Regions from separate parts of the Mus musculus genome. Here all the other regions are linked to region 1. Evidence: chromatin loops called from intact Hi-C (ENCODE). Cell type or tissue: left cerebral cortex. All regions are shown on one strand.

Evidence for each region. Peaks named below come from ENCODE experiments on the same cell type or tissue, not always from the same donor. Only the 100,000 strongest peaks of a DNase experiment are listed, where the experiment ranks them.
Region 2: it touches region 1 in a loop (5-fold over the local background); 30 of 42 quality-filtered maps call a loop at or near these places.
Region 3: it touches region 1 in a loop (7-fold over the local background); 34 of 42 quality-filtered maps call a loop at or near these places.

What each region holds. Positions count from the first base shown.
Region 1 is chr6:85,036,740-85,039,239 of GRCm38, forward strand. All of the region lies in intron 1 of Exoc6b (exocyst complex component 6B), which reads right to left. Among named protein-coding and RNA genes, the nearest start is that of Exoc6b, 32 kb to the right of the region's middle. In left cerebral cortex, a CTCF peak has its summit at 1,177 (motif pointing right); a DNase peak (open chromatin) is centred at 1,156; H3K27ac peaks cover 219 bases.
Region 2 is chr6:85,116,706-85,119,205 of GRCm38, forward strand. Gm5878 (predicted gene 5878) reads right to left here. Exons shown (of 3, transcript NR_168059.1): 2 at 1,864-1,982. Gm52864 (a long non-coding RNA gene) reads left to right here. Exons shown (of 3, transcript XR_003956322.1): 2 at 311-514; 3 at 1,479-1,770. Among named protein-coding and RNA genes, the nearest start is that of Gm52864, 3.5 kb to the left of the region's middle. In left cerebral cortex, CTCF peaks have their summits at 1,309 (motif pointing left) and 1,513; a DNase peak (open chromatin) is centred at 1,294.
Region 3 is chr6:85,131,549-85,134,048 of GRCm38, forward strand. Spr (sepiapterin reductase) reads right to left here. Exons shown (of 3, transcript NM_011467.2): 3 at 2,132-2,500. Among named protein-coding and RNA genes, the nearest start is that of Spr, 5.0 kb to the right of the region's middle. In left cerebral cortex, CTCF peaks have their summits at 338 (motif pointing left) and 1,446 (motif pointing left); DNase peaks (open chromatin) are centred at 346 and 1,436.

The DNA.
Region 1 (2,500 bases):
AGGGAAGGCGGGAGGGAGAGGAGGAGGGAGGGAGGGAGGGAGGGAGAGAGAGAGAGAGAGAGAGAGAGAGAGAGAGACGAACACCATTATCATGTTAAACATATTAAGTTTTCCATAATTTTAAGTAAGCTAAGATGAAATACAGACCTTTATCATGAAAAGTAAGGCTTCTATTTTTCAAACCAAGCATATTTGATTTTACCCATGATCTCTCATTATTGACTCCCACGTCTCTAAGGCTTTGAAAACAATTTGTTGTCAAAACCAGCTTGACTTCATTTGGCAAGAAAATCTGACCTATACATACCCCACACGGGCACACAAGATACAACCCTGAATGGAGCTCCTCACTAAGTAGCTCTGGAGGAGGACAAACCCAGGAGGCAAGAAAAACTAACTCACGATTAAAAACCTGTGAGTGCTTTACAAAACAAACACATAAATTACAATTCACTATGTTGCTCGAGCAACAAAGAAAAAGGCAAAAACAAAAATGTCAGCGCATGTGGTTCTAAAGTTGCAAAAGAAATGATCAAAATATTAATAAATATTAATGAGTTGAAGATATAAGCTGAAATTCTTGGAGAAATCAAGACTGAAAGGAAAAAAATCAATAAACCAACAGTTTAAAGACAAAAACCAGCAGCACTTCACATTAGTATTTCTAGAAATAAGTTAGTAAATACAAAATCTCATGCCAACTCAGGTCAAATTTTCTTGCCAAATAAATTTAAGCAAATTTTGAGAACAAATGATATTCAATGCTTTTAAGAATTGGGACTCAATATGAAAGATTATGGGTCAAGTCCAGTATGCTTGGCTACAAAGAAAAATACTATGATACTACAATTAAATAATATTTAGTAGTAATGAAGAAGAGAAAAGTATACAGTTATATGATAGTTGATCTTAGGTGAGAATCCAACAAATCTGGTTTCTTGAGAGGGGTGGAGCAGCCAGGCTGTAGCTCAGAAGTGTTGCCAGTACACAGCAGGCCGAAGGGGCAAGCCCAGCATAAAAAGGAAGCAACCAAGAGAAAATGGGCCGTGGGGTGTGGTTTCCCGGTACTGTACTGTCTCACCACCTCATCACGGTTTTACTTGGTGAGCTTGTACTGGATGCTATGCTCTAAAGCCCCACTTGCAGAACGAGCTGCGCAGAAGCAGAAGGGACACTAGAGGGCAGCAGAACATAGAGGATCCTTTGAAGCTGCTCAAAACATTTCAGTTTTCAAGCAAATGAAACCAAAATTCATGCATTAAAATTGTTTCTAAGACTCATGCTTTATAATTTTTAAGTTTTATTTTGAAGTAAATCTGATTTTTATATAAGTAATTTTGAATTGTGAGAACATACTTGCATAGTTTTTATGCAAAATTCAACTTATAGTATTTACCATATTTGTTTTATTCTTTCTAAATACATATGAATCTGCATTCTTATTTTCCTGAATCATTTGTAAGCACTTTGACACCTCAAGTGTCTTTTAAAAATCAGTATGGAGCCACTGAGATAGCTCATCAGATAAGACAACAGGAGTTCAACCCCTGCAACACAACCCCACACCTGCAATACAGCGGTGCCAATCTGCAATCCCAGCACTATCACTGGGTGATGAGAGTCAAAGACAAGAAAATAAGCTAGAAAGAAGTTCACTGACCAACTAGCCTGGGTACACAAATAAGTAGCAAAAACCAAAACGAAGAGAAGCCTTGCAAAAATGAGGTGAAAGACAAGAGTCCATTCACAAAAACTCCTCTGACCTACACATTGTATGCTTACCTACTCACACACATAAACACACAAAATAATTAAGTTTTTAAACCAGTAGTGTATGCTTCTTTAATTACCGCATCACTACCAAATTTAAAGTGATACAACTATAGTCTAAATGCAGTCCACATTTCAATTCTGTTCACTGTCCAATCATGTTTAGAGCATTTTCATTTCTTATAAAGCATCTGGACCAAGATCATACACTTTGTCATCGGGTCTCTCCAACATCTCCTATCTAAACCTTCAGTTCTCTAACATATTTGACAAAAGAAAAAAAAGTCCCTTTTCAGGCTTACTTACTGACTTACTTACTTATAGGGGGAAGTGGAGTTATTGCTGTTCTCTCCTTAAATCCTCTGGGTCCCAAGGATGGAACTCAGGTGAACAGGCTTGGGTGGCGGCAAGCGCCCTTACCCGATGAGTCATCTCACCAGCCCAACAGGAACACTTTGCACAATTACAATCTACTGAGGATCTTTCAGAACCTTTTAATGTTATTATACTATATATTATATTATATTATATTATATTATATTATATTATATGCTGTATTACAAATTAAAACCAAAATAATATTGGCTTTAATAAACATTCGTTCAAAACTAAGGAATGCAGACAAGAGCTCACAGCACTTAAGAGCACAGGAATAAAAAAAAAAAGACACATTGAAAGTAAAAGAAGGGAACAATTTCACACTATCCATGAATCCTTTCCCCCAGGTATT
Region 2 (2,500 bases), 80 kb after region 1:
TTCTTAAATCTATGTAGCTGTGGATTACCTGGAGTTTTGAATTCTCTGTCTCCCCGTACTAAATGTAGGGATTACACGATCTACCTGCCAAGCCTGGTTTATTTGGTTGTGGGGAAGAAACCCAGGGCTTCCTGCCTGCTGGGCAAGAGCTGTTCCAACTGAGGTGTCACACCTGGAGGTCAGGCTAGCCTGGGACTCACTCAGAAAGTGAGGATGTTCTTGAATTCTTGATCTTCCTGCCTTCACAGTCTACACAGGTCTACACCACTGATGCTGTGTTTTCTTTCTTCCTTCCTTCCCTCCCTTCTAGATGACTTGTTTTTCCTACTGAGAATATGTCCCAGTACTACAGACGTGAGCTGTAGCCGGACTTCCCCCTTCTGAAGCTGCTGAGCTGTTAGCTGGTGGAGGGAGGGACAGGAGGCTGTCCCAGTCCCATGCCATCCCAAAGAAACCCAGGTCAACATGCAGAAGTTTTCAGGACTGTCCCCTGTGTGGCCAGGTGGCTTTGCAGGTGTGTTCTGACTACAGCCCTGAGCTAACTTCATCTAACTTCTCCATGGAGCACCATGGCCAGAAGAGAAGGCACAAGCCACGACAAGCCTGAGCTCAAACATGCAACTGGCAAAATAGGAAGATGGGGTCTCATGCCCACTGTTTGCAGGTTTAGTCCCCTCACCCCTTGGGCGAGCTCACCTGTGTCACGTTTAGCCAGTTCTACGGAATTTGTGGATTTTCCCTGAGACTGGAAATCAGAACTAGGATCAAGGACATCTTCCAACACAGAGTTTGAGGCCAGTCTAGAATGCATGACATTCTCTTTAAAAACAAACACCCCCTGCCCCAAATCTTATGCCCAAGTCTGAGAAAAGTGACACGGTGGCTCACAAAGGCCACATATTCCCCGTGAATCAGAAGTCCTCTCTATTGGAGAGAAGAAAACCGGCATCTATATGTGCAGTCATTATTTCCTGTGACTCACATCTGGGTTGGCCTGAGCATCGAGTTCCTCCCCTGTGCACAGCAGTGAGGAGCTATGAAGTAAGGACTCTGCTGGCCCGGTGGGAGGTACTGGGGATCTCTGCAGCCAGTGCTCCTTGCTCTCCCTGTGGGAAGCAATAAGGACGTATACATCCAGTGCTCCCTGTGGGGAGCAATAAGGACGTATACATCCAGTGCTCCCTGGTAGTCCCGTGGGAGGAAATGGAGAGGAAGGTTTGAAGAGCATGGAGACACCACCCTTTGCCAATAAGAAGGCAGGAAGGTTGCTGGCCATGCAACCAGTCAGAAACTGATGTTCTACTGCCCCCTTTTGGCCATTCTACAGCAGCACCGTGTCAGTCAGTGCACCTGGTTTGCTGGAGTCCCTGCTTCAACTCATACCAACAATGGGTGGGAGGTGGGGGATGGGGGAGTGCACTGGAACGCCTACCTAATATGATATTGTCCTTCCTTTTTCTCATGCACACCATAATAAGGGAACAAAACTCCTTCCATTCCTGGGCTGCCTTGGAATGTCCCTGGAAGAAGTTGCATAGACATACTGTTTGCTCTTCCTGGCCCTCAGTTGGCTGGGCTGCAAGTCAAGAGTGTGACATCTGCAGCCTGGGTGAGACTGAGCAGCACAAGAAGGCTGGGACAATGACTTCCTGTGCAAACAATGCCTGCTTCCCATGTGAGATCTGAGTTTATTCCCCCAGACTGCGAGGGGAGAGGCAGCATGCTGAATAAAGCTTGTCACCTAGAACTTTGACATGGAGACAGACATACCTCCCCTTTTTTTTATTTTTATTTTTTGAGACAGTCTTTCTATACTGAGCCCTGACTAACTCACTCTGTAGACCAGGCTTTCCCAGAACTCACCGAGATCCTCCTCTTCCTCCTGGTTAAAGGCGTGTGCCACCATCATCCGGCTAGGCAGGTGCATTTCAACCTCAATGGCTTTGCAAAAGCCTGTGTCCAAAAGTCCAGGTGTCCAGCACCTGTGAAATGGCATTTGAGCCTGAAGTACATGTGTCGGCACACACTATGTATACATAAAGTTGAGCACACATGTGCATGTACACAAGGACACATATGGACAAGAACACAAGTTAAATATATCATGTGAGAGTGCACATGCATGCATACTAAATATACTGATGAAGAAGTCCACAGTCGACTTAAGCACCAGGTGGCCCTTTGCAAGGCCTGACCTCCTTTCTGCAGGAGCATCCTGGTGGGTAAGACTGTGGGGAGCCGCCCTCACATTCGCCGTTACAAGATGGGGCTGACATCCTGTGTTCTAAGTAGTAAACAAATAATCTGTGCATGTGCCAGGGTAGTTCTCCACTCCATGTGCTCTGCCTTCCCTGTGACGACAACTCGGCCAATGGGCTGCAGCCAATCAGGGAGCGACACGTCCTAGGCGGAGGATAATTCTCCTTAAAAGGGACGGGGTTTTGCCACTCTCTCTCTTGCTCCTGAAGAAGTAAGCAATAAAGCTTTTGCCGCAGAAGAT
Region 3 (2,500 bases), 95 kb after region 1:
TTTTTCTAGACTGGTTTGGCCAGCAAACCCTGGGGACCTTCCTATCTCTATTTCCCTAGTTTTGATCGTTTTCAATGTCAATTTGCCACAATGAAAAAAAAATCCCTTGAGAGCCTCAATTCAGAAATCCTCTAAACAAGGTTGAGCTCTCTGTGGGAATTGTCTTGACTGTTAAGTGTTGGAGAAATCTCTGTGGGCACAGATGGCTGGAGGTGACTAGGGGGGCCCTGGGGCCTCCTAAGAAGAGTCACTCTATCCCTTTCTGACCTCCTTCAATCCCTTGGTCTCCCTGAGGATAGAACATGCTGAAGTCTCTGCATTCAGAAGATGTGAGAAAGTCCGCCACCTTGTGGAGACGTGTGGTACACCCCTCTGAACTCCTGCTGTCATAGGGAAAGGTAGGATGATCCTAGTAGGTTTTGGGCTGGTGCTCGATGCTCCACTTAACCCCCCACCACCACCCCCCCCCCCGAAAAAGCAAGAAGCCTTGGAGGAACTCATGTGCCTCCAGGACAGAAGGCCACCCTAGATTAACCCACCTACTTGCAGAAGACAATGCAATACCAATCCCCTATGCAGCAGGGCCGTTCTGGAACAGAGGTTTGCAGAAAAAAAAGAATGAAACAAAACAAAACAGGGATTTCTTTGTCATAAGGAAACAGAAGTTCAGAGAAGGGTGGGGACCTGCTCAAGACAAGCATGGGAATGTCTAGGCTCTGGAATCTTATGTGTTCTCCTACTGGTCTGAGAGAAGCTATCCAGATGGAACCTCGGTCCCCTTGAAGACGCTGACACAGGAGCAGTGCAGTGTGTGAGAGATCTTGCTACAGGGCAGCAAGGGCAGGGCACCTGGTCCCTTAGAAGGCTGTGTGTGATGTCACAAGGCAGTAGTGGAGGTGGTAGTGTAGCTCAGTTGGAAGTGTTTACCCATGCATGAAGGACTGGCCTCCATCCCCACCACTGCATAAACCTAGGCATGGCTGTGCATGCCTACAATCCCTGCCCTTGGGTGGACGCAGGAGGATCAGAAGCTCAGGGTCATTTTACAGTTTGAGGGCAGCCTTAGCTACAAGAGGCCTTGCCAAAAATAAAAGAGGCAACAACTGGGTTTTATCAACCCTGGGGCATTCAGTGCCAAACACAAAACACCAGCCTACTCTGCACTCATGATGACCCTTTGGGATGGGAGCTATGATTTAATTAAGTGTGCTGTAAGGATCAGTCTTTTCAGAGGCACAGAGCTGTGGGTTACAGCTTGTAAGCAGCAGCCCAGGGGTCTGAACTCAGCCATTACCATTCCAGAGACTCCACTGGGAAAGGGGATAGAAGTCACCTAACCCCTTCCACCTTGGGGAATCCTGCAGGACCTGCACAATAGAGGCATAGCCTGAAGGAAGGACAGGCCCCACCTTTCCAGGTTGCATAGCCCCAGTCCGCCCTCTGCTGGGCACAGGGAGAGTCGGTGGGTTCTTTTAACAAGCAGATGCAGAGCAGGGCTGTCATTTTGTTGTTTGTTTTTGATGGCTGGGGACTGTATGGCCCTTGTCAAGTGTGCCAAGAGGCTGTCTGCAGACCAGTCCCACTGAGTGTCCAACCCATGACTGTGGACTGCACAAGAACCAGAGCCCTCAGCACGTCCTTCATGGATCCCATCTATCCTTTCCTGAAGGCCTGTTGGTTCTAAGTCTGTACCACAGCAGGCCAAGGGCCACAGGGACAGTGCCAAGAGGGCTTGTCATGGGAGCTGGGACCTTTTCATAGTACCGCCATGTGGGCAGGGTGTGAAGTGGCTATCAAAGCAGCCCTCACTGGTCAGCACTGTCTGCTGTGTGCTGGGCACTGAGGATCGATTGTCACTGACTGGGTTCTAGGACCCTCAGGGAAATGTCAGCCCAGGTGGGTCAGTGTGGACAGAAGCGTGAGAAGGGCACAGGTCTTCCGGGACATCCATCTTGATGACTTTGGACCTGTGCCTACCACTATGTGGACCTGGATGAAAGAAGGCAGACAGCTCTCTGCCTTCGCTCTGAAAAATAAGAGCAGTAAAGTTCTTGTCTGAAGAACCAGGGTCATTCCTGGGCCTGTTAGAAGAGGTTAGCAGGTATTCATGAAGGACAACGCACACTCTATTGCATCTGCCTCATAACTATGTATTTGGACCAGAGTCAAGGGAAGACCAGTGAACACCACAGGATGCAGGCAGTACAACAAACAAATGAAGTTCAAGGAGCATCCATCCAGACGTGATGCCCTCCGTCCTCTCTGTGCATCAGAGCCCACCCTCCTCACCCCACAGACTGACCACAAACAAGAGCCTCAACCTCATCCGTCCAGTGTTTCTGCTTCTCCTGCTCTTCCCACCTCTAAAGCACTCTTCCAGGGGACAGAGAACTCCAGTGCACATCAGCTCGCTCCCAAGCCTCTGCAGAAGCCTTCCGAGGACTGGCAGTGCCCACCGCTCGCTGCTGGCTGGGTTGAAGGGCTTATATGTGTGTTAGGC